Linked DNA regions of Mus musculus: all the other regions are linked to region 3. Evidence: chromatin loops called from intact Hi-C (ENCODE). Cell type or tissue: left cerebral cortex. All regions are shown on one strand.

Region 1 (8,000 bases), 62 kb after region 3:
TCTGACTGTGTAGTCATTACACGACTATCCCACCTATCCTCTCTAGGGAAATGTGGAAGCTAAGGCTCTGGGGAGGATCACTGGAGTGGCATTGGAGAAATCCTCGAATGTTGTATTCAGAATGTGAGCTCCTTTCAGGCAATGCACATTTTCTGCTATTTGGAGTTTTCAATTCCTACATGCAACTTTGAGAATTTCCTTGTGATTTATAGAAGAGTTTACAGTCTCTCGGGGGGACCATTTGGGAAGAAAACCTACAAGATGTGATCACTGCATTTAAATGAACACTGGGCCTTGGATGGGAACATGATACCCTTTAATTGCCTACTTAACAGAATATAAGGCAGGAGAAAAAAAACTTTACCTGTTTTCCCGGCATGGCTTCTGAAAATGGATATTTATGCTGACATGGTACATGTCTACTGCTCTTAGAAAATATGCCACCCTTTCATTTACATGCAGACCATAGAGACACTCACCCTTTAATGTTGACTGTGATAGCAGCTAGGCAGTCTCACACCCTGGGGAAACCAGGCTTCGTACTTTCTCTTCTCAAAGGCAAAGCTCAGTGTGTTTCCCACATATTTAACTGTAATGCACAAAGGCTATCCACGTTGCTACATGGATGCATTTCTCAGTGGGATTTCTTCATTTTTTCTCTGTCATGTTCCCTCTTCCTATGTCGCTCAATGTAGATAGTTTTCTCCTATGTTCAGTGCCTTCTGGCAGCCCAGAAATCCATCATACCTTTCTACTCTATCTATATATACTTTCCCTTCAGGTCAACATACAGTTCATCTTTCACTTCTACATTCCACTCTTAATGCTGTTAATCGAATTATTTACCTGGATTCAAATTCATAACAAACCTCAGCACATTTATGAATGATGTTCATAGGCATGGAGTCTAGAGTTAAAATTTTGGTCACGTGTGACTTTTCCTAAGGCGACATGAACAAGTGCCTGTTCACCCCAGACAGATCACCAGCAAAAGATCTAAGAAACTATTCCAACTAAGTCTATCTTGGTGGATCAGTGAGTTTACTGGGGCTTCTAATAGGAACATGGGTGATTCCATGGCCGCTGTTCTAGTGAAATGCTCACCCCAGACTCAAGACAGTCATATCCCTGAAGCTCTTTACCTAACTTTCAAGCAACGTCACCAAAGCGTCTCCTCCTCTAAAAAGGAATGTTTTAATGTAAGAGACATAGCTATGAAATAGATCAAGTTTCTGGGGGGAAAAAGAGTAATAATTCACTACAAGGCTTGACTTCTACTGCTGAGAAATATATAGTAAAAGCCACAAAAATGATGTTCACTCATAAACCATACTCTTGAAGATACAAATATGGCCACAAATGGTTTATAAAATTCTTATCTTGGAAATATGAGAAATCTATGCCTCACTCATTGCTTCTGTACTCCTAGCAAATTCTAAACTGGGAGCCATGTCTCCAGCATCGATGCTGTTTCTTCCCTCAGGTGGTGTAGTGTGTTTTTTTCCAAGCTCCCATTGTTTTTAATGGTCTGGTTTTTCTATAATAGCTTATTGTTCCTGGAGTATGGTCAAGGTTTGTGGGCCTGGTGTCAGGCCCTGCAGCCAGCACTGTTTCTTCTATCACAAGCTCCACTCTTCCTCCTCCACCTGCTGCTGCCACTAAAATTGCTGCCATGTCTCCATAGTCATTGCTGTTGCTGGCACTGCAGCATTGCCTCCCCCATCCACTCTTTCATTGCTGCACGAGCCTGGGCATCAGACAAATGTCCAAGAACCGGTGCAGATGGCAATGCAGCCACTTCTGTGTTTCACTCTCTGGAAAATTACTGGCTAGCCATTAAGGGGGAACATGATGAAAGGCAATGAACATTTGATCGAAAGGATCTGGGCATGTTATGCTGGATTTCCAGATTTTAGTTTTGCAGGATGAATGAAGACTGCTGGATCCTCAGAAACCTTCCATCTCTGCATTGCCTATGGGTATCTTTAGAGGAGACCCAGGACATCAGAGTGGAGGCAGTCAATCCTAGATCATTATCAAGGTCTGGAATTTAGCTTCTTGACATTCTATTTTGTGAACATGACACAGAGACACATGCATGCATAAGTACTCTTTTGTACATGTGTATGTATATGTAAGTTATGTGACTTTAACTGGGGACATGTGAACAAATGTCTCTTCATTCTGGACAAGGTAACAATAATAGATCACCATAAAAATTTGTGTGTTCTGCAGATTGTATTCAGCATATTTTTAGAGTTATTTATGGGAGTATGGGTGATTCTCAGGAATACAAGTGACTTGAAGGCAGTACAGGTGATGGCTCACAGAACCGGCGTCCCTGGAGCTGCTGCAGCCAAAATTTTCCTCTCTCCAACAACTGTTAATTGTTTTTATTTATAACATTATGGAGGACCTTGTGAATTGTGTAGCTTGCTTAGTTGCTTAGTGTCCTGTCATTGTACATTTCTTAACTTCCTGAGGCTTACAAACTTTTTTCTTCCATCTAGGCAGGAATGTTTCAATTTTGAGGGTCTAGTTACACAACAGCTTGTGTGTGTGTGTGTGTGTGTGTGTGTGTGTGTGTGTTTGTATGTGTATCACTCTCTGTGTTAATATGTATGTGTGTGTATGGTATGCATGTGTTCAAACATGTGTGTGTATGTATGCGTTGTTGCCCTCAAAACTACTGTAAGTTTTCTAGAGTAAGAGCTGATTTTCATTTTAACTACATAAACCCACAAACATGCACTCTGCTGTCAAGCTGTGGGAATCCACAAATGTTTCAACATGGAAATTATTTAAAATCAAATCAAAACAAACTAACAATAAAACAACCTTTCCCATTCATTGAATTTTTTGTTATTAAAGCTCGAAATTATTAGGAACCAAACACTTGCTATTCTACAGCAAACTACCCAGCCAGCATATGAAAAGCTCTCCCAAATGACAAGGGAAATCAAAGAAACACAAGTAGGTACCACGCCATGATCCTTGCTTGTATGTGCTTAACAGACAAGATTGACAATGACAACATAAGTTCCCCCAACAAAAATGTAGTTTATTATTCTCAACATATTAGCAAAACACACAGAAAGCTAGGATATTTGAGTCTATGCAAGTCCCAAGCTTAAACTTACACAACTTTCAATTTGAGAGCCCAGGGATTCTTGAACAGGGCATGAGAATTATGTAATGCTAAACCCAGGATAATTTGATTCTCTGTGTTATTTATTTGTTTATTTCTAGTTTGAATGTCTTCTTAACAAATGCAACCCTAATAATTTTTTCCAAAAATCTTTTAGAATTTACCAGTGGACCTAATCAGTGCATCTATAACCAGCAGTCTGAATAGCTGTTTATATGACATTAGCATTTTCTACTTTCTCACTCAGCCCTCCTTGCTAGACTTTACAACAAGATCTGTGGCTGCATTCAGTAGCCAGTCCCCTGGTACCTACTGACTGGCTGCTTCTGCTATGCCTGGAGCCAGGAAAGGTGTCACTTCAGTCTTCCTTCCTCTGCATTTCTACATGGAGATTCTGATGCCTAAGGCAAAAGGTGCTGGGCCTGTCTGCCACAATCTTCAAATGTTCACTGAAATGTTCCCAGATATCTCCAGATATCAGCCTATGTGGTTGGCTATCCTTCCTCAGTATTTGTTGTTCTGTCTAGGTGCTGTCTTCATGGCTAAGATAAAAAAAAAAATTAAAAACAAAAGAAAACCAAGAAAATCCCGTTACTGTTTTCTTTTCCATTTTTTCATATCTGTCTGTGAATACCAACTCTTTTTCCTGTACATCTATGCAAGGCCAACTGGAAGTGAGATGATTAGCAAACTACGGCAATGGCCCTGAAAGGGAAGCAGAGCTTGTGACAGTTGGAAAGGAAGGAACTCTATGGTCCTTCCTGTGAAGGATGTTGCACTGTTTCTCCTCTGCATCAGCTTTTCCTTCAGTTTCCTTTTCTCCTTACTGCTTCCTTTCTCCCAACTCCCATTCCTATAAAAGAACTAATTAGCATACCACATGCCCCAGTAATGAAGCATCACACCAAATGTAACAGTAGAAAGATAGAGAAGGCTATGGCTAATTTTGTAAAAATCAGCACCAGCTTCTGCTTCAGAAGGGAAGGTTTTATGTGGGGAACAGGCTGAGTTGTGGGTAGCATGCATGGCAGAAGTGCACAATTGTATAACTTCAATGAAATCCATAGTGCTTTCTGAAATAAAAGAGTGCATGCAATATGATAATAAGAGCACAAATTACCACTGCCCAGCTTGGCAACCTTCAACTGTCTCTGGGCCTCACTTTGCTTTTCTGAAATACCGAAAAGATACTATTGTCTCTCCCATCGGATTGTTGCAAAATTTTCATGATGAACGTTTTGAATGTTCCCGGCCACAGCATTGCTGCCAGGTAACAATTAACAATGATCCCGAGATTTTTTTGTTACTATTTCCCTCCTGCCACTTACATGTAGTTCTGCAGTATTTGTGTGTGTGTGTGTGTGTGTGTGTGTGTGTGTGTGTGTGTGTGTGTGTGAGAGAGAGAGAGAGAGAGAGAGAGAGAGAGAGAGAGAGATGGCTTTTTCCTGAAGAACATAAGAACATGCTTGACTTTTTGGCTGTTACAAGTTTACTGGTATGTTGGAAGGATATAAAATGCTGTCACAGGATACGTCTGCTATTGGAAAGGTGAATCTCCCATTGTCTTAAGTGCAAGACAAGCTCAGGCTATGCCTAGAAGAGTGAGGTAGTCTTGAAGAGCAGCTGCTGAAAGGAAGATAGCTGTGGCTTTCTCTGAGCCTAGAGTCATGCTACAAGAAGAGGCTGAGCTATGAGTGTGATTAGGAAGGGAAGGGTGTCTAACATAAAACTATGTTCTGGGGGAGAGAAAGTCATGCTCTATGAAGCATTTACGGCCACATATTTATGTCAGGCTTCTATGGTATTTTCTGCTTGTTAAGATCAGATTATGTTGAGAAATTAATTAACATCCCATTTCTGTAGCATAATCTTCTTTGTCTTAGAGGGAACCCCAGGTAGACTATCATCAATCTATATCTCTTGGCTCTCTAGGTACATGGGTGCTCTGCCCTTAATATTAGTCACTCTCAAACTTGGATTTCCAGGATCCCTTGGCCCTCGCGAGCCTTTAGGATGTGGGTTTTATCGATAGATTTGACCAGGTTAAGTATTAGAACTTAGATTTAAAAAAAAAAATTAAAAAGATATCAATTCCAGCATGAATGGTAGTCCACACTTTTAATTTGAGCTAGCACATAGAGAAAAGTAAGAAAGGAAAATCAGTTATTAGTTCCAGGTCAGCTTGGGCTACTTAGGAAAAAAAAAAAAAGACAAAAATCTAATCAAAACAAAAAGGACCAACACACTTGAACCTAAAGATGTACTGATTACATGACAAATAAGCAACACTGTGGAAAAGCAACCGTAGTCTGCAAAGAAAAATAAACATGGAAACAGGGTCTTTGTTTCCCACCACTGCAAGCCTTTTAAATGTGTGTCTTAATAAAGGACAGCTGTATTCTTGAGTCTTGCATTCAGACTATTGTAATGTATTGATTTCAGATATGCAGATAGAAAAAAGAACATGAAATTGTCAGCATCCTAAACTCTAGCTCAGAAGGAAGATCTTGTAGTTCTATCCATAATCCATGGCTTAGAATTCACTGCATGGAGGAAAAGCAACTTTACGAAGCACAGGAAAACGATGGGAGACTTGATACGAACCTCTGTTAGAACCAAAAAAATCATATGCTTGATATGATTTCTTGATATCCTCTCCCAGAGAATTGATTGCAGAAGACTCCCAACTTCTTGGGCTGTTTCTCATGGTCAGGGTCAGTTTCAGTTCTTGACCTTATTGAAGAATGAAGTCAAAGTCTATACAGATAGCTAAGTATCTAGGAAGCTCCATTCAAAGCAAAGTGACAGAACAGTTCAGATCCACTGCCAAGATTGACAGCAAGATTTCTAACTAGAGTACTTAATGCTCTTCTAAGAGAAAAGGATCTGCTTATCCTCTCGATTGCTGAATCTTACCTCTGTCTAGGCATTAGTAGAGTAACAGTGAATAGGTTTTATTTAAATCAGATGGTTGTTAAAGTGGAAAGATTCTCAGAGAGGAATATGCATACAGCTCGATGTAATTGGGGTCCTAAATTGCTAACAGGCTCCACGGAATGCTACTTGGTGTTGGGAGGATTGTGTGTAGCACTTGCAGAGAACAGTCTTGGAGAGTAAATTACCATTAGAAAAGGAATAAGCATGCATATAGCCCAAAATAAGCAGGGTTCCAGATTGCTAAGCAATTTATGATGCTTGCCTGCAATAGTACTGATGTATAAGGCCTGGAGTAAAAGTCTATGGAACTTAGTTCGAAAGTGATATTGAGAAACCAGAAGCAAATGAGCCAGGATCAAGGACCCCAATTTAGTATGTGACACCATTCTCTTATTCTGTGCATTTATGTCACTTACCATCTGCTGCTGTGTTTTCCTCGGTTTGTATGATTTTTCAATATGAAGCAGATACTAATATTTTTTGTCTACTTAGTTCTAATCACATTTAAGTGTTTCCTTGAGGTGATTCTTGATAATAGAGATGACTTGCCTATGGCTTCTACAACATTCAGCATCCATGACTGCTTGGGAGCTTTTCCATCTGTCTTGTCTTCTACCATACAAAGTGGCCCTGTGCACAGCAATGATTTCATTTCTTATCAATGCCGATTACAATTCAGTGGATCTGCAATTAGACTGAAATTCTGTAACTAACCTGTTGTAAGAAGAATTTCATTCACAATAGCCAAGAAAAGAAAAGACAAGACAAGATCATGGGATAAACTTTACTAAGGAAATTAAATACTTCTACCATAAAATAATATTAAATCATGGAGAAATAAACCAAGGAAGATACTATAAGTTGCAAAGAATTCTTATGCTCATAAATCAGAAGAGTTAATCTTGCAAAACTGGTCATCCTACCAAAAGCAGTCTGCAGATTCAAGGCAATTCCAATAAAAAAAATTTCCAGCTCCATTCTTCACAGAAATAGAAAAGCAATCTTAAAATTTCTATAGACACAAGAATAACCTCAGATATGCAGAGCCATCCTGAACTCCTCATATTGAGACCATACTGTGTTGTAATACTCTAAGCCCAATCTCAACCCTTGTCCCCTGGTGGGCTATTCCCTTCAAAGTTTTATCTCTTATTCCAGAAAAGGCTTTGGCTATTATGTGTGCCTCAAAGTAAGCTTTCAAATGCATGGCAACTTCTATCTTATGAAAACTGTGTGCCATCATGCCTTAAGATGTCCTAGAGCACTTCAGGATATAAATATGATATTTTCAGATTTATCTAGTAGCTTTCAAGAACTGGAAATAATGACTTTACATAGAATAATTTTGTATATTACAATAGCTTTAAGCAGAGAATATCACACTTTTTTTGAGAACATATCACTTTTATTCAATTGATTTTATCTACTTTTAGATAGTTTGGGGTTCAGTCTTTCTGCTCGCAATGGCTCTTATGTATTTGGGCTGAATCTCTATGTGCCAGTCTTGGTTTCCAGGGGCTATACTAAAGTCTAACATTCACATCATAAAGATGGCTGACGAAATTGAGAATTAGATGAGAATCTTTTTCCTCTAAGTTTCATTCTTTATGATTTTCAATGACTGTCTTTAGGGTATCATGCCAAGACAAGTGCAGATATGTAACCATATCCTGTGTTTTGCTGAGGATGAGTCTGTGTACCACAGCCTAGTTGTGGTCCTGTTGACCACATCCTGGAAAGGTAATACTCTTCTTTATTTTCAGATCTGAATTGCTTGGGAAAGATTGAGGGTTTCAAACTTCTCACTCAAAGATCTGAATCTGAGCAAAATCTATTTTTTCCCTTCAGAATGAGAAACTGAAGAGCAGGGGAAAGAGATTTAGAATTTAGCCCCTTCCCAGTGTCATCTGCACAC
Region 2 (8,000 bases), 130 kb before region 3:
CTTTTAGGTGTCACAGGAATGCACAGCAATACTCCTTCAAATTACATGAATAAATAGATAAATCACAATACTTGTCACCCACTTAGATATACATACCAAATAATACTATTTCATGTATATATATCAGAAGATTTACAATGTAGAACACTTGAAAACATGTGTGTGTGTAATTGATACCTGACAGAAAGTTTTGTCATTTGACATTGTTCGAGAATGAGTCAAAATGTACAAAGAGTGATCTCTTCACATTTATGCACATAAATTATGACTACAACCAGAGGCACAAAAATTATCATATGTACTTTTTACTTAAGGACAAAGCATCTCTTTTGAAAATGAGCCTGAGACTTCTACAGCAAGATTGCTACAGCTTTAAATGACATTTACCAAGTTTTTTAAAAGTGCTGTCTTGGACACCTTAGGGCACAATGTGTAATAATGTAGTTACTACAGAATGTTTGATTCATGGCCAAAGAGTGTTCAGAATCCAGAGATCAGATAAATTAGATTTTAATTGGTTTTCAAAGATTAATTGAATAAATAGATAAGGTAGACTTGATCAGAAATACATTAGTGTAATACAAACTGTTGGCTTTCTGTGACTCCTGCCTTAAGATCAGACAACTGCCCCTGGCAGACAGCGTCCTGGAGCAGTGCAGGAGGATTGCCATTAACAGGCAGGATGAACTGTGATATCTACTGTGGTCATACAACCTGGGCCATGGAAGAGCAGAGATGCATCTTGTATTCTCTTCCATAACTGTTTGCAAAGAGAGTCAAGTCTTGCTAAACCGATAGAATGCATGCATACTGAATACGTTACTGTTTCATTGGTGATTATTTTTAAACAAAAATCTGAAAGGCTGCCATACAGGTGATAATAGCTAAATGTGTTGAACACCTGATTAAACAAACAAGGATAGTTGAAGTTGCTTGCAGTATCTTTTTGTAATGTCTTATGCTAGAACTCTCTAAGCTTGTCATTTTCAAACTTTCCCTTTCCTTTATTTACCTAATCTGTTTACAGAATAGATGTGTTTAAGAAATTACTCTGTTCTTTCACTCTCTTCATTCTTTCTTTTCTCCCTCTCTCTTCCAGTCTTCCATACTAGGTCTCATTGCATAGCCCAGACTGGTCGTTAGTTCACTGTGCACATGGAGCAGGTATCAAACTGCAACAGTTCTCCGTCCTCTGCTCCATGAGTGCTGAGATAAAAGGTGGGAGCCACCATTCTCAGCCTCCTGATTCTTCTTGTAATGTGGTTATAAAATGCACGTATGGAGCTCATGTGCTAATTTTAGTAGCTCGGTTTCCAGCACCAGGCATAGTGTCCCTCTTGCTGAGTGGGCCTGATTTTTAATTATACAATAGTCTGAAGAGAGAGACTTTTCTTTGGGAATGTGGCTGCTGGGAGGTTGGTTATACCCCTGTGGATGAGCCTACATCCATTTGCACATGGCCAGGAGTAATTGAACTCAGTGAGAAATCAATAATAATAGCAATTTTAATTGCTATTATGATATGAAGTCAGGAGGAAGGCAGAGTTTGATGGATTCTGGGGGGTATTGGAGACAAGCAGTAAGAAATAGGTTTTAACAAAATCATTGCATACATGAATGAAATTTTCAAATAATAAGAAACCATTAAAGAAAGAGAACTCTTCCATTTCAAAGGAGCGTTTGTCCAGGAAATAAATGTGAATGCATTTGATATGTATTAGTGTATATTCCTCTTATAGCATACATTTACATTGGAGTTTTTTTTTATCCCACAGGAATGAGCTCTATACAGAGAGAATAAAGCCACAGTATGTCATTATAGACTATGCACCAAGGCATAGAGCCATAGTCCTGTGCTTCTCTGTTTCTGGACAATGAGGTGACTACCAAGTCACCTTGCACAGCTGCTGCAGGTCTCAGCACTGTCTCTGCGAATGACTTTTAGAGCCAAATTTTTTGCTACTATTGAAATTTTAACACAAGCTTCACTAACCTTTCTCAGTGTCACTAACCTTTTTGGGTTTTCCATAAAGCCTGTGTTTAAAAGTTATTCTTTCATGTGACTATCCTTGTATCACTATTTCTTTCAACTGTGAGCTGAACTTCAACTAGTTATAATATCTGCTAATCCTATACTGCTCTATTAATGAAGTTTTTGTTTGCTTAATTTCCAGTAATAAAGGTTTTATGTAGGACCTTGTTCATGCTTGACACACAATCTACTCCTCAGCCCCATCTCCAGCCTTCTTACCACTTCTTATTTTCATATAATGTCTCACTATATCGCCCACAGTGGCTTTGAACTCACTCTAGTTCACAAAGGCCCTGACTTTGGATTTCTCTTGGCACAGCATCCTAAGTTACTGAGTAAAGGGCTGTCCTACCACTTTTAGCCTGATTGATAAAACCAGGATGTTCAATCCCAGCACTTGGGAGGCAGAGGAAGGCGGATTTCTGAGTTCGAGGCCAGCCTGGTCTACAAAGTGAGTTCCAGGACAGCCAGGGCTACACAGAGAAACCCTGTCAAAAACAAACAAACAAACAAAAACAGGATGTTCACTCTGCATGTGCAGAGTGGTTTACTAAAATCTGACACGTTATCCAGGGACACCTACACGGCTGCTTCATGGGCAACGGGATGTCTGTAATGATGTCACTTCACTAGTAAGAGTCACATGAGGTAAACTGGCATACAGGTCTTGAATACTGGGGGATGTCTACTGCTAAACCCCACAGCAGACAGAGAAAACTGCCTTGTAAAACAAGCTGTAGACATTCTTGGCTCCCATGGTACAGTTTCTCAAATTAGAATTTTGTAGTAAAATGGTAGCATTGAGCATCACACCATTTATTTAGAGCCAAGCTCTGGGCAGAAGGTTTTTATATCGATCCTCTCATGTAACCATCACTCATCCAGAAGATAAAGGACAGTTACTAACGAACTCTCAGAGTTGAAGACCATGAGCATTAGAGAAGGCCATTGCCTCATCTAGTGTTGTGAAGCCAGCAAACACCTGCAGCAGACACTGGGGCTATGACAACTCCCTCTGACTGACACACAGAAATAGAAATCCCCAAACTAGGAAGGCAGTCTTTTGCCTCAGCTCCAGTAGATGGCAGAGTGATCCAGTAACCTGCACCACAGCCTTCAGGTCCAGTGCCTTGCCAGTTCCCGTCTTCTCCTCTCAGTTTTAAGACTCCCCTAAAAGGTTGTTCTCAAGTTCTCACAAGACCCTGAAAGGAACCCGGAGGGGGACCATTCAAACACTCATAGTACTGATAAGTGCAAAAATATAGGATTCATCACTAAACCATCAGGGTTTGACCCGGGAAGACAGATACCCTGAGAGTGGGAGTGAGATGACTAAGGAGGGCGTTGTGACAGTAACATACCTCCTATTAAACATTAGGGACCGCTTACCTAAGGCACTGCATCACGGAGGTGGTTGTCACATCTCCAGCAAAAGGGGGAGGCAGAATGAATTGGGAGTCCTCTCAGTCTGGCTAAGAGTCTTAATTGTTTTCTACTTTTGATTCCTCATGTAGCAAAATTGGGTGGAATGTGCTTTGAAAAGAATCTACCAGGACTGTTGAACTTGATACAGGAAGAACAACACAGTCTGGAAAAGGGAATAAGGTTTCATTGTGTCCTAGCCTCAGAGAAGTCCTTGAGAATGAACACATAGGTCACAAGACAGCTAGCCATTCAGAAGAGAAAGTTAAGAACAATGTGACTTCTCCTGCACACACAGCTGAGCAGAACAATCCATCCGGCCTGCAATTCAGTTACTAATAAGGGACACTTAAATGACTGTGATCTAGAGAGGCAGCAGTTTCTTTGTATCACACATAAAGAAACGCCCAGAGGCAAACATGGTCCTTCAGAGATGCTAGGGTACTGTCAGTATCCCAGGTTGCTTCCATCTGGCAGCTCTGACATCATGTCTATTCTGTGTTCTGTTTTGTTGTGCACCCCAAGTCCAGGTAGGAAAAGCTGGAACAAAGTCTCCGCACCTGCTGGTAAGGTTTCCTTCTGACATCATCTGGGGTTTCCTTACCTCATTGGCAGTTCTTGTGTGTAGAAAAGCACTAGTGTTTTGTGTTTCTTTTAATCTATACACACTACTTCCCCAAACAATGTAAGTTCTGAATAAATAAAGATGGTCCTGAAATTTGATGTATTTGAGGGTACCAGTGGCCTCTGCTACAGGTCTGCCAAGATTCTAAAATGGTTTCCAAAAGTCAAAGCGAGAAAATACTGCTATGGTTTACCTAATTAGCATACAGTATGCTGAAAGATAGTTGATAAGCTGTGTTACATAAATAGTATTGGTTATGATATAATCCATGTGAATGGTTGAGATTTTTGAGAGCAGATTTTCCCATTAATTAAATGCCAGGACTAATTTGTGATAAAATAAAATTCTGTAGCCTGAAATTGCTTGAAATAGAAGCCAATGAGACAGGAAATCAGCAAATAGCTATAACTGGTTTTCACATTTTAACTGGTATTTATAGGTTATATACAATAATGAGTTTTATTATGACATTTTTTATGTATTTTGGTCATTCCACTCCATACCTCTTTTGCCCTCCTGAATTCTTTCAGATCACCTTTCTCCTTCCAACCAGCACCCATCCATTACCAGCTCCTTACTTATTCTATTGTCTATATCCATCCATTACCAGCTCCTTACTTATTCTATTGTCGACCCACTGAGTTTCACTATAGTTGTAGACAAGAGCAGGGGTTTGAGAGGCAGGATTTACAGCAGCAGAGATATCCAACGAGTGGCTACACATTGAAGAAAATGGCTTCCTTCCCTCAGCAAGGAGAAACTGCACTTGAGTCCTCAAGGAAGATATGGCCTCACAAGCCCATAACTACATTCTGTGATGGTGTGTTAATGGGTCTACTCTTTGTGTGCCTTGGGATGATTTTCATAGACGCTGAGAGTTCTTATATAACAGCCATGTTCTGCCCATTAAGAAAATGGTCCATGACACCCTAGTTCCTGCTTTGGCTGATCTCTTCTTCTGTGATGTCTCAATAAAGGCAGATTTTGATTGATCACAGGAAAATACTTACTGACGTTCTCTCAGGTACTGGGCACTGTGCAGGGAGTTCAGGAGAAACAGGAACGAAAAACATATACCGTATAGTCTAATCATTAATTCAAAAACTTCTTAAAATCATGAAAATCAAAACATCTTATTTCATTTAATTAACAAAAATAATGAAGAGAATGCATACTTTACTCAATAAAATTATGTGAGGACATGATGTTAAGATGACAACTAAAACATTCTGAGAAAGCTTGGAGCTTTGTAGAGTTTTGTAGTGTCTACTCATTTACACATTCAATAAGCTATCAAATGGTTAGGTATACTGCTAAGACACTCTGGAGAGTTTATGGTATTACTGACCTGTGGCTCAGTGCCACTGATTGAGTTAATTCAATGCATTTATTCTTAAATTATTTGACTATTTCTCCATATGTATGAGAGTTTTGCCTATGAATATGTATAAGCATCATGCATGCATATATGCGGTGCCTTCAGAAGCCAAGGAAGGAGTTGAATCCACTAGATGTGGAATTACAAATGTTTGTAAGCTGCTACATGGATGCTAGGAATAAAACCTGTGTCATCTGGAAGAGGGTCTTCATCACTGAGCATCTCTCCAGCCTCTCAGAACCATAGACTTGGTGCCAAGAAATCTAAGTTTGGAAATTGGTTATAGCAGAGGGAAAAGCAAGTACATGCAAGTGTGTTGGAAACACACAAGCTACTGAAGCACACGAAGGACATTATCGGGGTGGAGAAGCATTCATCGTAAGTAACTGTCATGTTTAATAAGTAGAGAAGGAGAGAATGCTTTCCAATCAGAATGCAGACCTGTCCTGTACACTTCATTAAGTCTGGTAAACACTCACTAATGAGCATTCCTGAGCATATTCTTCATTTCAGCTCATGTGTTGGAATTCTCTTGCAGACACAGGCTTTGCCAGTCTTAGAAGGGCAAAGACCAATTGGAGTCACTTTATATTTCTAACTTTCCTCAAAAAGAAGTTTATTGGTTTGTTTAATTATTTGTATCTTTAAAATAATAGTACTCCACATAAGAACACATTAAAATTAACTGCATATTTTCTCATCTTCCAAACACAGCTGTTTTTTTAACATTTCCTGGAAATGTTTCTATTATTTTTCTATATAAACGTTTTATTTTATTATTCATTTTTGTCTAGAAGTAGATAACTTAGCTATCCATTTGAAAGCAGTAAAGCACTAGATTGTTTTTGGATTGCTTATTAAATTACATTCATTTACTTCTTTGAGTAACAATTTTATACTGCATAGGGTACTGAATCTTGCAGGTGTATTGCCAAGTCATACATCAGCTTATCTTCTTTGGTCTGAGAGAAATTAGTATATGTAGCCAACATATATTTGAGTACTCACTATTTCCCTATAATGGAGCAATGGGTACTAATGATCATGACAATTTGCCCAAGGAGACTCACTAGGGATACATAGAGGTTACTAGGCTATAGTTACTTTATTGCTACAGAGATTCACACAGAATGTTATAGGAGTAACTAAATTGTATCTAGGGAGCTAGGAGTGAAGCCATGATGAGAATACTTAACAGAAACAACACAAGGAAGGGAAGAAGGGTGGAAGGGTCTATTTTGACTCATAGTTTCAGAGGGTGTGTTTCCATAGTGGCTGGAAAGGCAGAGAGGAATGGTTCAGTCTTGGTGGTGAGATCAGACAGAGGGCTTCTTCATGTATGGCACCCAGTAAACAGAAGAGAGCTGGCTTTTTACCAGAGCTAAGTAAAACCTTCAAAGGCCTGCCCCTAGTTAGAAACCTCCCTCAACCACCTCCTCTAACTCCTGTGGTTCTACAACCTTCAAATGAGTGGCAAGTTCCTAGTGAGGAGAGAACAAATTCAGAAGAGGCTATTCTGTCCTTCCCTTTGGCTCAGGTTACTAAAACATTGGAGTGACAAATTCAATATTTTCCCAAGCATTCCAGGATGAAGGAAAGGATAAGCAAGAGTCTTAGTGCTGGCCAGAGGATAAACATACCTTCTAAGAAGAGATTTCACACAATTCTGACCCCTAATCAGACTACAACTGGGTACTGATGGCTGAATGATGGGTAGGGCAGCAGCTTGATCATGGATGCTTAGTTATTCATAACTCTTATCCCCTACTTAAATCTAAACCTCATGTTGATACCAAATATGTATTTTGGGTGTGATGACCAACTTGTTCTTCTTTTCAGTAGAATGGAATCCAGTACATTCACATTGAATTAATCTTTCTCTTCTCTTCACTTTTTAGTTTCTGTATTGGGAACTAATACCCTGTTGGGGCTCCAGAACTCAGGAGTTCACACATTTACATTTAGAGCTCTAGTTCTTATGCTGTATGTGGAGACTAATGTTCAGACTTTGAACCTTGTTCGTTTCAGACTCAAACTGCAACTAGAGACTAGGTGATATTTAGGATCATTTTTACTATGAATTTAAAGGCAATGGACATTCACAGGAAGTAAAATCACTAGGCATGACCAGGAACCTCTGCATCTCTCCAGTGGAATGTTGCCCTTGCAGATGATGGAAATTAGGGCTAGAGGAATTAATATTCACAATCACATAAGCAACAAGAGCCAAAAATAAGAGGTAGAATCAGGTGTCTTGACTCTACCTTGCCAAAGTGGAATATTGATGTGGATAAAGTCTACATTAAGCCTTTACTCTCCATTTCATATTTAACACCAAGCAAGGTAAATGATCAACACTTCACAGTGCTAGAAATATTCTGAGCCCCTTTGGCCCACGGTATTAGCACTGAGAGAGAAGAACTAAGAGTGTGTTGCTTTGAAGTGAACACTTAGTCTGTTATTTTCACTGATAATAGAAGTTACTTTTTAAATGGAATTTTCCTTCAATACCACATATCAAAACATATATCTAAATAGTATAA
Region 3 (8,000 bases):
CCCTGTCTCCTTTGAAAACACAGAGGATAAAGCAGATTAGATGGAAGAACTGTAGCAAAGACACAAGCAGAGATGGTAAATGAGGTTCCATGGGTACATACTGCCTCTCAATTCTGTGCTGTCAATTGATAGTTCTCTCTCTCTCTCTCTCTCTCTCTCTCTCTCTCTCTCTCTCTCTCTCTCTCTCCTCTCTCTCACCTTCCATTGTAAATCCTCGTTAAATCTCTGCTATGAAATATGGATTTTGTTTCCCATTAGAAATTGCTATCTCACATGTTGCAATCAAGGCCCTATTTGTCATTATTGCCCACTACAAAGTTTTATTAACATTAGCATGAATTTACTACTCGGCTCTTTCCATGGGCTCCCAAACATGGTACAAGGACCTGCGATGAATACCATTTGATATATGGTTGGGAGGTAATAGACTTCTTTCACCCAGACTGATAAGTCATTACAAGCCCTTACATTCAATAAATCTGAGCAGGGTCCCAGCATGCACTTATTTCTGGGGGATGGGAGGGCTGGAGAAGAAGATTGATTTCACTCCACAATGCTGTCGAGTTTTGAACATTCTACTTGGTAATAGCTGGGCACATTGGCAGGGTGGGGGTGCATTTGCTGAATAGATTGCTTATAGGTGCTGCATGTAATCTTTGTTGAAGATGAAGCAAAGTGTGGTTCATGGATAGGAGGAAAAGCTAGCAGATTAAAATAGTGATTTGGGCTCCTAGAGAGTTATTGGGAGAGTGATGAGTGGGAGAGACACAGTGACAGAGATTAAGGAGAGGAAGACCGGGGAATGTTCCCTGAAAAGGAATCTTGTACATTGGCAGATCTTGACTCATCCCTGCCTCATGAAACAGTTTTAAATTGCAATCTAGAGACTTTGGTGGATGTGCCAAGGCTTCTAGGAAGGCAAAGAGGAAGCTGTGAACATTGAAAATATTTAAAGACAGGTGTACCTGTGGAATGAAGCTATAACCTGTTCCTTTCTGTCTCTCAAGGGGAAGAAACCTGGGAGGCTGCGCAAGGGACTAAGAGATCTGAAGGTTGTCAAAAAGTCACAAATACTAAATGAAACTCCAGGATATAAATGTTAAGTGGCAGTCAAACCCTCAAGATTTATTGAGGACTTTGTTTTTGCATGAAATGAGAGGGTTGCTCCAACGACAGATTCAGTCTAGAGGGTCAGAAGGCATTCTGCACCTCTCCTTCAGAAGAGCAAGAGGACCAAGGAATTCCTCAGGACAACAAAAACTGGACCTACGTTAGAAACCCCACTGGGGAGAGCTCATGCCCACTGGGGTTCCTTTCAGACATCTGGAAACAAATAATAACTAAATGAGCAAAAATAAACATACTTAAGATATTTTTTAAGTAATTGGATCTATGAAGTTTTTGTTTGATGCCAAGCAGGGTTTGTAGCAAACAGATCTCAGAACACTGTGTAACAAACCAAACCAAACAAACACAACCAGACAACACCCAGGGCCAGTGGGCAGAGGTCTTCTTGGTGTCATTTATGTAACAATGTGAGGGTCATAGTATGTATACAGTTGTCTAAAGTTTTCAATAATATGAGAATTGGGTTTCCTTGTCACTACAGTATCTCTGGCCATGAATGGCTGTATAATGGTATAGCATAATCTTTCCCTATACTTGCCTCATCCTTCATACCTCACATTTCCCATCAAATAGGCAAGTGCTTTTCCTGATGACCAGATGCAGTACCATGATGTAGTCCTGGCTTTTTGGTCTTCAAATAATATTTTGCCTTTGTTTTAAAAGAACAGTCATTTGGTGGGGAAACCAGCCTAAGTGTTTGGAAAAATAATTTTAAAACAGAGATTACATTCAGATTTTAGAATATTTCTTGCCTCCTCATTCACACCATATTAATCTATTTAGCTGTGACTAATGGGCAAAACATACAGATATGGTTCATTCCAAACCTGAATGTGACTGTGGTCATTTGGGAAGTGATACATACCTGTGTTTTGGAATCTGAAGAATTCTGGTTTCTTCTTCTTCTTCTTCTTCTTCTTCTTCTTCTTCTTCTTCTTCTTCTCCTCCTCCTCTTCCTCCTCTTCCTCCTCCTCCTTCTCCTCCTCCTCCTCCTTCTTCTTCTCCTCCTCCTCTTCCTCCTCCTCCTTCTTCTCCTCCTCTTCCTCCTCCTCCTTCTTCTCCTCCTCTTCCTCCTCCTCCTCCATCTTCTTCTCCTCCTCTTCCTCCTCCTCCTCCTCCTCCTTCTTCTTCTTATTCACCTTCTCCTTCTTCTTCTTCTTTTGTGTTTTGTATGTGAATGTTCATCTGTGAATGTAGTTAAACATGTGAGAGTAAGCAAATACCTTTAGTTGATGCTTCTTGTGTTCCACATTTCTTGAAAAAGTTCATCGGCTTGGCTTATCACCAGTATGTAGTGAGCCCAGGAGGTTCCCAGAGTCTTATGTCTCCATCTAGAAGTAGGTATAGTGATATCACAGATGCTATTTACCTTAACTCTTTGCCTCCTCTAGGGATCAGGTCCTTGTGTTTGCACAAAAAGCACTTTACTCGTTACTATCTCTCCTGCCCCAGAATCCTAGTTTAGGGTTAAGAATATACTCTGTTTAGTTACAGATCTCACACTTTAAATGAATCATCATGGCATGACACTCTAAGACATAGTAGCTTTATTAGTAAGAGTTTATCCCCAGTTAAAAAGATGTAACTAAAATTACTATTTAAGTCTTAGTGCTTGTTTATTAAAGAGGGATCATGTGCTAGAGAAGGTGACAGGATGACAGTATGACTCTCACATTCCTCACTGTCTCTGTTTGTATGGGATGGGGCAGGACAGCCCTAAGTGTCAGGATATGCTGTAAGAACAAAAATCAGGTCAAACAACCTGACTTCTACAGTCTGGCTACAGTTGTTGCTTTGAGACGATTTCCTTGGGCTCTTCCCCTGTATGACCCTCCATGCCTTAGAGGCTGCTTAGAATGGAAGAACAAAAGACAGGAAATTAGATGAAGCTTAATGAATAGTCCACAATAGACAATTATGCAACATGCATATATCCAGAATTTAATGGGATCCCCAAATTTTGAAAATTAGTTTCCATGGTTCAGAATAAAAGAGGGAAGTAGAACTGAAGGACCAAAGACGTTAACAAAAGAGGTAAAGTTTGAACTCCAGAGGAAGAGGAAGGGAAGAAGATGGAGTGAAGAATAGTTAGGAAATACATAGCCTCTGAAGGTTTGGGGGGCCAATGAGGAGCCGAGGAATAGAAGTGGGTCACCTGAGAAGAGGCTGCACTTGTCCTGATGTTTGTGAGCAAGGGTGACTGAGCAGGAGCAGAGGAATCAGCGGTGATTCAGAACAGTCAGGCTTGCAGGCTGTGCAGCATACAGAATACTGCAGTGGTCAAGACCAAGCCAGTGAGGAAACCACGGAAGAAATCCAATGCAGAGATAAAAGTGATCGGCTGGAGCATTGGAGCCTGGCCTTGCCTAGCTCCTGTAAATCTCCCCAATCACCTCCAGCTTCTTCAGCTGTTGCTTTATTATTGCTCTGGTTGGGGTTTGCGTTTGCTTGCGTGCATTTGTGCTTCTCTTTGCTACGTGTATTTGGTGCCCCGTCTTGATTCTCTGGGCTCTGTGAAGATGTCTTTCTCGTACTTCTCCCTCCCATTCTATTTTGCCCTAAATGCAGGCTGTGACGGTGACTTGGCTTGTTTTTAGGTGTTAAGGAAACAGAGTCTGATTTGATTCCTTGTCTAAAAGAACTGCTGCCGTGGGCGATTCCCTCACTGATGTGAAGAAACTGCGACTCTGTCCCTGCCGTTGAGAGCTTGCACAGCAGTGAGGCTAAGCACTTTTTCAATGGGCTGACATTTACTGAGTGTCTGTGACTCTGGGAGCCGCTGGGGCTTGCTAGCTGGCTTGATAGATTGCCTCCTGTTCCCTGGCCCTCAATCCCCATCACACAGTTATTGTTCTCTTGGGCAAAGGCCTGTGGGCACACTTTGAAATATAAAAGGTTGTGTCTGCCCACACCTGACATATAATCTTGAAGAGAAGAAAACATGGTTATGTGAAAAGGGAAATGGAAAGGCAATATAATGGTCATACAAAGACGTAGGAGGGTTGGTAGATATGAGGGTGAGAACTTCCCCAAGCAACAGTGAGTGGGCTTGAGCTGTTATACTATGCAGGGAAACATTTTACCAACTCCTATGTAAGTACCTGGTATGGTCTAGAAACTCACTTATTCTGGAGAATAGTAAGATTGCCTAGAAGAGAAAACACTGCCTCCACATACTCCAAGAAGCAGGTATGTCAGTTGCATCTAGCGTTGCTATGACCAATCACCTGGCAAGAAGCAACTTAGAGGAAGAAACATTGATGGTGACTTTCAGTCATAGGAGATGCAGCCCATCCTGGGAGGGAAGGCATGGTGTTGGGAGATGGAAGAGGAAGGTCACATGGCATAGGTAGTCAGGAAACAGAGCATGAGCAGAAAGCATGCTCTGAAATTCCAAGGTCAATCACATAGTGACCCACTCCTTCCAGCACGGCTCCAAGTCCTAAAGGTTCCACACCCTTTTCAAACAGCCCTGTCCTTGGTGACCAATAAACTCTTGAGCCTGTGAATAACATTTTACTTTCAAATCACACATAAGGTTGGTCTATAAAGTGGGGTCACTTGTATATAAGTTACTACGACCTTACTTCCTAGTATTTGAGAAAAATGCATCTTCAGAGTAGGATTGTGGTTTCAGTAGCAGTGAATTTATAATGCACCTGTAGGTTAAGAGAGGGTTAACCCTTTCAGAATTAACTTGAAAACTCAGGTATACAAGAACATTCTTCCATCTTCCTTTTGGTCCTCTTTCTGGTGACTGGGTCATTGTGGCATCTTTAAAAGGTTGACAAAATAAACTGACCATTAATTTGATTTGGAGAAGAAAAAAATAGTTAAAACTGCCTTGGAAAGAAAAAAAAGTTAGGGATTTATGTTATCTGATCATTACCATTTCAGTAAATTCATATGAGAAGCAAAGACAGTGTGGGAATGGTAAATAGGAAGTGGAGTAGATGGGTAGAAGAAATAGGGTGCCAATGAATAGACCCATGTAAACATTGTCAAACAATTTGCAGCATGGACTCTTCCACATTCCAATTTGGAAACAACCTTGACCAGAAGAATATAATTCCATGTACCAAATAAATAAATCATTTCTTATAATAAAGAATCTTGGCTGTCAGCTTGACTGTATCTACAGTCAACTAAATAACAAGCTCATATGCACTTCTGTGAAGGATTGTCATGATCAGATTAGTTTGAAACAGGATGATCCACTCTGAATGTAAGCAGCACCTTCTGGTGGCGGGCAGTCCAGTTAAAAGGATGGAGAAGAAGGAACCTATGCTTGGTATCTGCTTGTGTTCACTCTTACTGGCATGTACACCTGCTCTCTAAGTGGGCGCATTCATTTGACAAAGCATTAGAACCACTTTCTTCAGGTATCCAATGTTGAGTGAAGACCAGCAGTTCTCTAGGAATTCTCCAGGTCTTCAACTTCAGATCGGGACTACCAAAGTACTCAGCCTCATGTACTGAGCAACTACTGGCTTCTCAGGTTCTCCACGGTGAGTCAACCGTTGTTGAACCAAGAGCATATATGTAAGCCATCCTAATAAATTATATATGTGTGTGTGTTTATGTATGTATGTATGTGCCTGTATGTATGTATGTGTAGGTATGTATATGCATATGTGTATGTATGTATGTATGTATGTATGTATGTATGTATGTATTAATTCTATCAATTATACTCTTTTAAAAACCCTTATTCCTACAATCCCCAGTGGGTTGTATAGAAGTAACAGTTAGATCTATCATATTAACAGAAGAAATAGAGAAGAAGAGATTTGGTGATATTGCTTACAGAGAGCTCAGAAATCATGAACTATAAAGAGAGTGTGCAGCTTCCTAGTTTGGAGAGAATTGTGCTGAATGCCTGCAGACAACTTCTTTTGCTTTTGCAGCTTGATTCCTTGATTCACCCTGGATCCTTCCTATTCACAGCAAATTAAATTCATGTGCATAGCCCCGAGCGAACTGTGTTTTAAAAAGCACGAACTAAATTTCAACCTTAAAGCCAAACGAGACAGGGACGAACCTTTGTGTAATTCTGAAGTCTAGTCTCCTGGTATAGATCAGGCTCTATTATAATTAAAACCTCCCAAATCAGGACACGATGGTCTAGTTGTGTTGTAAGCTGTCAGAAAGAAGACACTCACAGGCTCACATACCTCCCCCTTACTGCAAGAAAAGGGAGAAATGCCTGCCATGGTGTAGATACATGAAGCATGTTTTAGATGTAGGGAACCAGTAAAAGAAACGCGGGTAGAGAAAAGAGGCAATAAAAACAGTACATTAATATTTTAAATGTTGGTAAAAAACATGGCTGGGTTGGAAGCAAATGCTTAAAGAACTTCCCCTTAATAAAAACGACATTCTCAGTTATATGACCCACAGCAAATGGGTGTCTGCTGCATTTTTATTTAGCAATTTGTGTTTGGTGTTTTCGCTTGGAGACGTTCCCCTATTCCATTTCTGTGGCATCCTTTACATAAATTTCCAGGAGGATTGGGGTGTAAAACTGTCAATTCCCAGCAGTTCATAAACTAATGAATTTAAATTTTAAATGGGGGATTTGAAAACATGCGGGGGCTGTTTTCATTATCTGATGGTGTGTAGCTCTGGCGTAAGTGGCAATCTATTAAGGCTGGGCAGAGCTCCCTTCAGAAACAAGTGGTGAGAAAAATCTCTCTCTCACGCCCCTTCCTTTCTTGCAGTATCTCTTTCAATCCTTTTCTAGTAAAATTGCAAGCCCAGCTGACATTCACCTTTGGAAAAGGCAAGGTGTATGTTATTTTAAAATCTGATTTGAGCCAGGGAAATGTTATTCACCTTCATAAATCTCATTCTCCCTTTCCTTTATTCTTCAAGACTTCCAAGTTCATTTTGTATTCTTCATGCAAGTTACTAGTGTTCCCATAAGGTGAATATTCTCTTCTCCCCTCTTTCTTCCTCCTATCCCCCCTCCTTCTCTCATGCACACTTATTGTCTCATGAGCATTTTCCTTCCCATCTATTTGAAAACTATTAATATACCAAGTAACCAGTATAGAGGTACTCTTGTGAATGAATGGAGTAAGTAACCTTCAGTCCATATTGGAAAATTCCATAGAGTCTGGCAAGTTTCAAAGTCAAACTACATTACAGAGAATGGCCAAGGGGGGCGGGGGAGGGGACGACTGAATAACTAACCAATCAAAACTTGTAGATATGGTGGCTAGAGAATTATGTAGACACTGGCTCTCGTCAGCTTCCGTGCCCCTATTCATAGTTTATCAATTAAAGAACTCCAGCTAGATACAATGAATGGATAAAGTTATCAAATATTCATTTCATCTTGAGGCTGGATTTCTTTGGCTCTGAGCATTTAAACTGAAACAAAATTTTGAAGGAGATGAACATAAAGATTTAGCTCCTTTCTCATCAGAGGCTCAGCAGCCAGCTGGCCTGCGGGTTTGGTCAAGTATCAAAGCCAAAAAGAATTTGATCTTTTTGTCACATTTCATAGTCCAACATGTCTTCTTTCTTGTTCTATAATTTTTCACAGTACATGATATTTCTTTTAGTTTCTATGATCACTGAGTTTTGGAAGGCTTTAGTGTAGTTACTTAGTTTTCATTCTTCTAGACAGTGTACTAATGTCCTAATCACACATAGATAGTTGATCTTGACTCTTCCTGTGTGTGTGTGAGAGAGAGAGAGAGAGAGAGAGAGAGATGTGTTCATATATCAGAATCTTAATGTGTGTAGGTACACTCATCTATGTGTGTGGTGGGAAGAGATGCAGAGGTTAACTTTAGCTATCTGATTTATTTTTTTCATTTTATAAATCTGAGTGTTTGTGTAAGTGTTATGACCACATTGTGGAA
Region 4 (8,000 bases), 86 kb after region 3:
ATCAGTGGATAGAATTTAGTTTGCAGTGAACAATACAAGTTATCAAAAAGAATCAAAATGCTTTAAAAAAAAAACGTGGGCTTATCTTTCTTATCCTCAGCTTGTAAATTCTTTATCTCATTTTGTGAACTCTTTGTCACAGATAGTGATAGGGCAAGCCTCAGCTCACTTCCTTTAATTGAGTGACAATTGAGTTCATAATTTGTTTTCTATTGTCATTAATAGAATCAGTCTTGCAACAATATGCCTTATCTTATACATTAATTTTTAATTTAATTCATTTAAATTTTAGTTTTTGTTATGGTTTTTGGTTTTGGTATTTTCTTTGTTTTGTTTTGTTTATTTATTTATTTGTTTGAGAATCTTACAGTGTAAGTGTAACCAGGTCTATAGGTCTGGTTAGCCTAGGATTTGGTACATATCGTAGATTGGGCACCCACACATTTAAAAGATAAGTAAGATCTTGGGATAGAGCTTAGTGATTGTGTGAATGGGCAAGACCCTGGCTTCCATCCTGAGTACAAGAGAGAGAATGGTAGGGAATGTAAACAGGTTGATAGAAATAATGAAGGCTAGAAGGGGTAGAGAGAGAAATGCTCTAAAAAGTAACTTAAATATTATTCCCAAGGTGAGTTTTCCAATGTAATGAATTACCAGAAAACTCATTCCTTTATAAGTAATGGGTTTATAAGGCTTTATAAACTCTTTTGTTTGTTTGTTTGTTTGTTTGTTTCCCAATGTCGTTCTAACTAATGTTTTGTTTTGGATTTTCTGTTTTGGTTTGTTTGTTTGTTTGTTTGTTTACTTTTGATGGTGTTCTTTGTTTTTCTGTTTTGGTTTATTTGTTATTTATTTACTTTTGGTGATTTTCTTTGTTTGCTATAAATGCTGGGGTACTCCAGGCTTGTGATGAACTCCATCTGCAGCTGAGTGTGACTTAGAATCCACAATCTTTCTGTCTCTACCGCTCTTTTGATGGCTTCCATGCTGGAGCTACTACACCTAGCTCTTTATCATCTATGCGAATTAAGTCTCTCAGTACTCAGCTGGTCCTCTGGAGCATGCAAGATGCCTTACACGGTTGCAAGTCAGCTGAGGCTACAATTTTACCTGGGGACATGCTTCTAAATTCTATGGAAACAGCACTTTGGGTCTTTAGGACTTCATTTCTTGCCAGCTGCTTCAGAGGTTAGCTGAGAACACCGTGTAGACTTCACCAGAGTAAGGAAGTGAGAGAATGCTGGGCTAGAAGCCATGGAAACCCCCACCTTAAACTCCCTTGCAGTTGGTTCTGCAGCTTTGCAGGAAGCTGATCACTTGGTACAGCCCACAACCAGAGGGAAAGACCACACAAGAATGAACACCAAAAAATGCAGATCACTGGTTGACATTTCAGAAATGATAATAATAAGGATTGATGATAGGAGAATTTAATGATCAAAACGATATGAGATGTCAGTTACATGAGGTTTATCATGAAACTTGTAGACTTCTGAGTGCTGTGTGAACTTCCAGGTATAAAGGGAATAGAAAATACTTTATTACCCTAAATGAACCATTACTGTTGAAAGTGCTATTAAATATATCCTTTCTCCTGAGTGTGGAGAACAAGGTAATGCCATCCAGCATCATGTCTTGACCATAATTTTGGGGAACTAATTAATTGCCTCGATGATGGTTATAAAATGTGAGCTCAGTGATGGTTTCTTTAGATTGTAGGTTCTACCTCTCCAGGATGCCATGAGGTTTACTTACACTGTCACCATGACTTCTGGTAGACCATTTAATATACAGGATAAGCTGTGAAGGAGAAGACAGTGAACATGTTCACAGTAAGCCACTATGGAGGCTTCAGCAAGTCAGCCACTATGGGGATCAGCCACTGACTTCTTGCCTCCCTTCTTGTCTCAGAGGATATCAAAAACACTGGCAAGTTCTTCCACCTTTCACCCACACTATTGGAGCTGAAGAGTAACCAGTATGCCATGTTACTTTAGAAATGCTGAATCCCTCACACTTGACTCTGCAAAGATTCCCCACCATCTGGAAATAATACCCTACCTCCATGTTTTAACCTTTTGCCCATGTTCTTACTAACAAATTGAATGGTGCTGTCTATACAGCTCAGAGCTAGAGTGCTGAGCTAGCATATACACGGTGCTGTGTTCAATCCCCAGTACAACTTAAAATACAAAACATAAAGTTGTATAAAAAGGGCATCATGGCATCTTATATATATGGAAGAGTATTATGACCATGGAAAGCCTTCTTTTTGTATTTAATGGTTTGTGTATGTTATTTGTCCTAGACGGATAACATAGTATATATCTTTTGGAATGGATTAGGACAGTCTCCCAGAATATCAGAATAGAGTGTCATGTGTAACTTCTGTGATCGGTCTTGGGTCAGGGGAATGTCCTGAGGACATATACAGTTATTATTATCTCATGTTTAAGTGCCTAAGAACAGTATGTATTCTTTGGGATTTAATCCTAAAAATAATTCATTTTGTCTCTTCTTGACACTGGTGAAAATTAACGTTGTCCATCTCCAGTAAGAGAAGTTGGAGGAGAGCTTTAGATGTTTTGTATTTCTCTGATAATATGTCCTTTATTTTTGTAGAATTTGCAAGTTTCATTAAGCCTGCTTTTGTGTATATGTTTCATCTCTATATATGCCTATATCTTTTTTCTTCATGGCTTCTATTTTCATTGGATTCTCTTTTAGGAAAGTCATAGAAGAGCAACACAAAAACCAAGTCTTGAAAATAGTCAAAGTATTGTTTCTTGAACACTTTCTGTTTATTACTGAGAGGGATAACTGAAAGCATCGCTATGCATTGCCACAGCAAGAAAAAAAGGGGGGGAGGACATGTTTTAGGAGTCAGCTCTCTTCCACTATGGCATTCAGGAATTGAACTCTGGTCATCAGGCTTGCGTGGTAGACACCTTTGCCCAGTGAGAAATCCTACCAGCCCCTAAAGAGTGTTTCTTATTGGCATGTTGCATTGTCTCTAATCCTGGACTTGCAGAATCTAGACCTTAATACTGGACAAGATAGTAAAATTTGCAGTGAGTGGTGGTGCCTCGTGCAGCTGCTCTTGCAAACCTCCCGATTCTTCTACGACTTTCTGAAGGTGAGCACATGTTTTCCTTTGCTCATTTTGGTCTCTGGTTCATTCAGCCACTGGTATTTTCCTCACATGTGTGTGGAATATATATTGCATGTAGTCTGATACATTAGGAGAGGAGAGAACGTTATAATAACAACATTGGGCCCTGGCAACGTACACTGTGCCTGGAGTTCGTGGTGATTTCAGCATTATCAGAATGTGGATAGCGTTACATCTGTTATGTCTGAAAAGTGCTAGGCGATGGTGCTAATTTATAATGCAGGAAGAGGGAGGTGAAGAAAGATGGGGTGATGAAAAATAGCACACAGTAGGAGAGAGTCAACTAAATGGTAATTTGTTAAGTTTTATTCACACCATGCAACAAAGTGCTGTCACAGGTTTCTGGTTTGCTTTATAAATCAACCGTGTGTGTTGCTCATCTAGACACATGGACACAGGACAGCCCTAAAGAGGCTCCTTTTTTTTGCAGAAAACATTTTTCTAAGGGTTATGTGCTATGAAGTGAGCATAGCAGTGGAGTGACGGAAGGCCTCTGGCTGTCACTGAACTTTATAAGACAAAGGGCATGGGCAGGAGGCAGGAAGCCCATAGAACCAGAACATTAGATCATTTGCCATTCACAGAGGAAGAGCCGAGAAAAAGCAGGGCAGATGGTGGGGAACCACACAGAGAACGGTGCTGAGAGTGAGCACAGATGCTGCTCAATCTTTACAACGTTGAGAGCTCTCGTCCTTCTGAAATTTAAGCAAATAGACTTGTCTTTTCCTGGCCTTCGTTTCTCTCCTTTTGCCTGCACCATGCCACCAATGCCAATTTCACTTATCTCTATATTTTCATTATATTGTATATGATTATACCCTAGGTTGCAAAGACTGTGGTTCTCAATAACAAAACAACAAACGTTTACAAGATGTCTAGACACAGCCTTAAGGACAGAGAATTTAGATCAGCTGATAGAATTCCTAAGCAGGTACAAACTTGGTATCCATGGAGACCTTTTTCCAGGACTCTAGCTGATGGAATACACTGGCTACTCAAGTATCTTTTTGTGAAACGGGGTCCTGTTTGCCTGCAGTCTACAAAAATACCATCTGTTGTTTAACTCGTCTCTGGTGCTTTAACCCATCTCTCTCTGAATGACTTATATCATCTACTGTAATGTATAGAAGTGAATTGTTATGCCATGTTGTATAGAAAATAATCACACAAAAACATTTATGTGAGTCACATAAATACAACTTTTTTTTTTGTATTTTGGTTGATTGGATCCATGCATCAATTGCTCAACAATACAAAATTTTATGTCCACATTATATCTTGTGAAGAATCCTGACCTCTACCTCACCTTCTTATTTTTTGCTAGTTTCTCCTTGAAAACAAATTTTTGATAATTTTCCTTTCTTTTAAAGCTAATGCAGATGACTCTAGTCTGAACTGAATATTGGTAAGCAGAAAAAAAAAAGTGATGTGAGATTCTTACAATAATTCCACCATAAGGTGTAACTTGGGCTTTCATTGTGTAATTAAAAATATTTTATATATTTACATGTGTCCTGTACCATTCAGCACTTGGTCCTAGACTCAATTTCCAGCACAACCCAAACTGGTCAGATACTTCTACCAATACCAAGTGTTGATTCTCTTTCATAACCAGTTTTAGTCAATGGCCTGGTCCCCTTCACAAGGCACTAGCCTTGCTGGACATAGGGAGAGTTCTGAATCACAGTTTCAATTCCTTCGTGATTACTTCATGATTACTTACATGATTCCTTGTGTGGCCCCAAAGCCTTCAGATTTTCCCAGGCATCATCAAGGATTTCCTTCCATGGCTGGAGTACTGAGTCCTGAGAACCCAAATTCCTTAAGAGCATACCCTTCACAAAAGACCCAACTAGGACTCAGGGGGAGGAAAATAAATTAGGAGACTATAGAATTCAGAGCCACAGAGTTACCTGCCCATGCCTGGACCAAGTGGTAAAACATCATATCAAAATGTCAGCCTAGAATGGATGAAGTATGCAAGGAACCAGAAGAGCCCATTTCCACGACCTGGAGTGCAAATCATCCTGATCTCCTGAAAGTGCACTGAAGCAGTTCACACATGGACTGTAAGAGTCTCAGAAGCACGTAGAAACCTCTCCTGGTGAAAACATAGGAAAGCATAGGAAAAAGTAAACTTTGATCAGATTTTATTCAAATGTCTGATTGATTTTGTGATCAATCCCAGCACAAATTAGACCTACTCAGGCGTATTGACTCAGGATTCAGATTTACTACCCTCTTTTCCATCCAAGTATTTATTGAATACGTACTATGTATTGAATTGGATCTGAGGACAGGTGAGCTGTGGTCCCAATGAGTCCTATTGAAGAGGTGAGTTCAGCTTGGAGGAGGAGCTGACTCTCACCTCTTCCGATTCAGCTGTCCGCCTTCAACCCTCCTCTACCACTTCCTTCATTTCCTCAGTGTTTCAAGTGGGAAAAATAGTTCCAGAATATTCTGAACTTTAGCCATTATCTCCTCATTCTTCGTAGAGCTGGGATGGAGACACTGTGTGTTATTTATGAAATCTCTGGAATATGAAGCATAAACAATATAGTTTTGATAAGTAAAAATAATTTATTGAATGTTTGGGCAAGTAGGACTTATCTATATATTTCTAAACTTCAACATGTCAGTGTACAATTGAATGACTAGACAGACACTCTAAGTATATTATTTTAAGTGCAAATACTATGCAGCTTTGTTTACCAAGAACCCTAAGAATTTGGGAGTATGGGTCAATATAGTGAAACAAGAATATCTTTTACTTCTCTAGTGCTAGACATAAAGTCAAGGCACAATGAAGGTCTGATTCATTACCTACTCAAGACCCTTCTCTTGGAATGTAATTCAGTACAAAAGCACTTTCTTAGCCTGTGTGGAGTCCTGCCTTCAATAGCTGATGCTGAAAAGAGAATAAAAACGAGAGGCTTGTAGACATTAGTGTTCAGTTCACTGAGACCCACTTAGAAGTTTTCTATAATTCAAATTAATCATTGAGAACATGCTGTGAGGAATTTTCCAGAATCCATAGCTATGAATGTTCATGGAATCAGGAACTTTAGGAAGTTGCTTTGAAGGTAATCTTTAATTGATCGATTTTTTTATTAATCATTTTCCTTGTTTATATTTCAAATGATATCCCCCCTTCCTATTACCCATCTCCATCTCCCCTTTGCCTCTATGAGGGTAGTTTTCTACCCACTCACCCACTCCCACCTCACCACTCTAGCATCTCCATACATTGGGGCATCAAGCCTCCACAGGAGCACGGTCCTCCCCTCTTAAATACCTCTCTCATTTTCACACAGACCAAGAAATGCCTTCCCTTTTATAATGGAAAAAAGTTGATAAGTTAATCCCAGTCAAGTGTCACATTACTATATTCTAGAAAGACTGAAATAGCAAGGGAGAACTCTGCCCTCTATCTCCGGGTTTTTTTCTACTCTAACATAACTTTGCCTTAGCCAAGGGACCTTATTTTTATGGAGGATTCCATCACCTAAGAATTAGGACTTAACTCCTTGTTTTCTGTCCTTCCTCTTTTATTCTTTATTCCTCTTCTGTCTTTCTGATGAGAATAAACTTTAAAAATAGGTCCTGTATGAAACCATGACTATACCTAATTTTGCTACCAGAAACTTTCAGTGGAGTGCTGTGGTGCCCTACTTGAAGGGGCAGCTTTCCTCTGCTGCTGTGTTCTTGGAAAAATCACTTAGCTCTTCTGCCTTGGGTTTTCCTCTTAAAGGAATGGTGGGGTTGAGAGTTTATTATCTGTTAGGTTCCTGGTGTCTCTGGGTTGTGTAGAAGGTCATTTTCCTTTCCCTCCCCCAGCTTTTTGGCACTTGATTTTTTTATAGCCAGCTGTTAATCATTAAAAATGAAGACGCTACTCCAAGTAATGTCTGGCTGTGAGAACATGGTCTGAATGCTTCCATTCTGACCTCTAAATCTGTCTGAACATATTGCCTGAAGAACAGAATCAAAGAGTAAGGGGAGGGACTAGGTACTTGAATTATATTTTTAAACAATGGCTTTTCATTAAAATTGTATTTTTCTATACCTCTGGAAAATTGCATTGTAGATGTGATAAATGCAGCCTTTTATTTAAATTAAGTTATCTTTAGGCTGCTAATCTCATTTGTTATTTAGCAATTTTAATTCAAGTCAAAGCTTTGTAATTAGTGCCCTCAGCCAATAGCAGTCCCATGCAGTTTTGTAGCTGTATTTACCGCTGCTGTTAAGACAAGGCTACTCTTGTGGGAAGTGTAAGTCATTATACTAAATTATTAAAGGTGGCGTACATCAACAGAGTTTCCTCTTGCATGCTGATGCTTCCAAAGCAAGGGCTCTATACCACCATGCCCAGGCAAAATTACTAGCTTGGATACTGAGTGTGAGCTATTGATATTTTTAAGTACAAAGAAGTTAACTAGACATCTTATTCTTATAGCAAGCATAGCAAAGTGAGTGCATAAGAGAAGCAAACAGCTTGCAGTCTGGACATTAGTGTTCTCATACGGGAAAGTCAGAAGAGTATAGTCCAGCTTTTACTGGGCAATTGTATAAATGAGACACTGTGCACATTCTAGTGAACCAAAGGAGTCAGACCTGGGCTACATTACAGAAGCACACATTAAGCCCCAGAGATGATTAGTTTAGCCCATTAATAAGTAAAGCCCATAAGATTATCATGTTTTCTGAGTCTGAATCCCAATACTTTAAGATACTTGAGACCAGATGAATTGATAGGTTTTTATTTCATTTTTTTTACAGTAAGGTGTACAATGAGTATGTGTGTATGTAGAGGGGATATGTTAAGTGT

The links. A loop is a pair of places that touch in the nucleus more often than their neighbours do. Peaks named below come from ENCODE experiments on the same cell type or tissue, not always from the same donor. Only the 100,000 strongest peaks of a DNase experiment are listed, where the experiment ranks them.
Region 1: it touches region 3 in a loop (2.0-fold over the local background); 2 of 42 quality-filtered maps call a loop at or near these places.
Region 2: it touches region 3 in a loop (2.5-fold over the local background); 6 of 42 quality-filtered maps call a loop at or near these places.
Region 4: it touches region 3 in a loop (5-fold over the local background); 3 of 42 quality-filtered maps call a loop at or near these places.

The regions. Positions count from the first base shown.
Region 1 is chr6:77,377,601-77,385,600 of GRCm38, reverse strand. The region is part of intron 8 of Ctnna2 (catenin (cadherin associated protein), alpha 2); the gene reads left to right. 6330415B21Rik (RIKEN cDNA 6330415B21 gene) reads left to right here and starts at 3,126. Exons shown (of 1, transcript NR_045141.1): 1 at 3,126-5,344. In left cerebral cortex, no CTCF peak of the experiment used is centred here; DNase peaks (open chromatin) are centred at 1,695, 3,569, 4,055 and 4,813; H3K27ac peaks cover 1,412 bases.
Region 2 is chr6:77,567,932-77,575,931 of GRCm38, reverse strand. The region is part of intron 8 of Ctnna2 (catenin (cadherin associated protein), alpha 2); the gene reads left to right. Among named protein-coding and RNA genes, the nearest start is that of Gm38837, 33 kb to the left of the region's middle. In left cerebral cortex, a CTCF peak has its summit at 3,109 (motif pointing right); DNase peaks (open chromatin) are centred at 1,274 and 3,111.
Region 3 is chr6:77,439,848-77,447,847 of GRCm38, reverse strand. All of the region lies in intron 8 of Ctnna2 (catenin (cadherin associated protein), alpha 2), which reads left to right. Among named protein-coding and RNA genes, the nearest start is that of 6330415B21Rik, 61 kb to the right of the region's middle. In left cerebral cortex, a CTCF peak has its summit at 3,817; DNase peaks (open chromatin) are centred at 750, 3,760 and 6,185; H3K4me3 peaks cover 313 bases; H3K27ac peaks cover 1,553 bases.
Region 4 is chr6:77,354,055-77,362,054 of GRCm38, reverse strand. All of the region lies in intron 8 of Ctnna2 (catenin (cadherin associated protein), alpha 2), which reads left to right. Among named protein-coding and RNA genes, the nearest start is that of 6330415B21Rik, 24 kb to the left of the region's middle. In left cerebral cortex, no CTCF peak of the experiment used is centred here; DNase peaks (open chromatin) are centred at 3,467 and 3,777; H3K27ac peaks cover 1,412 bases.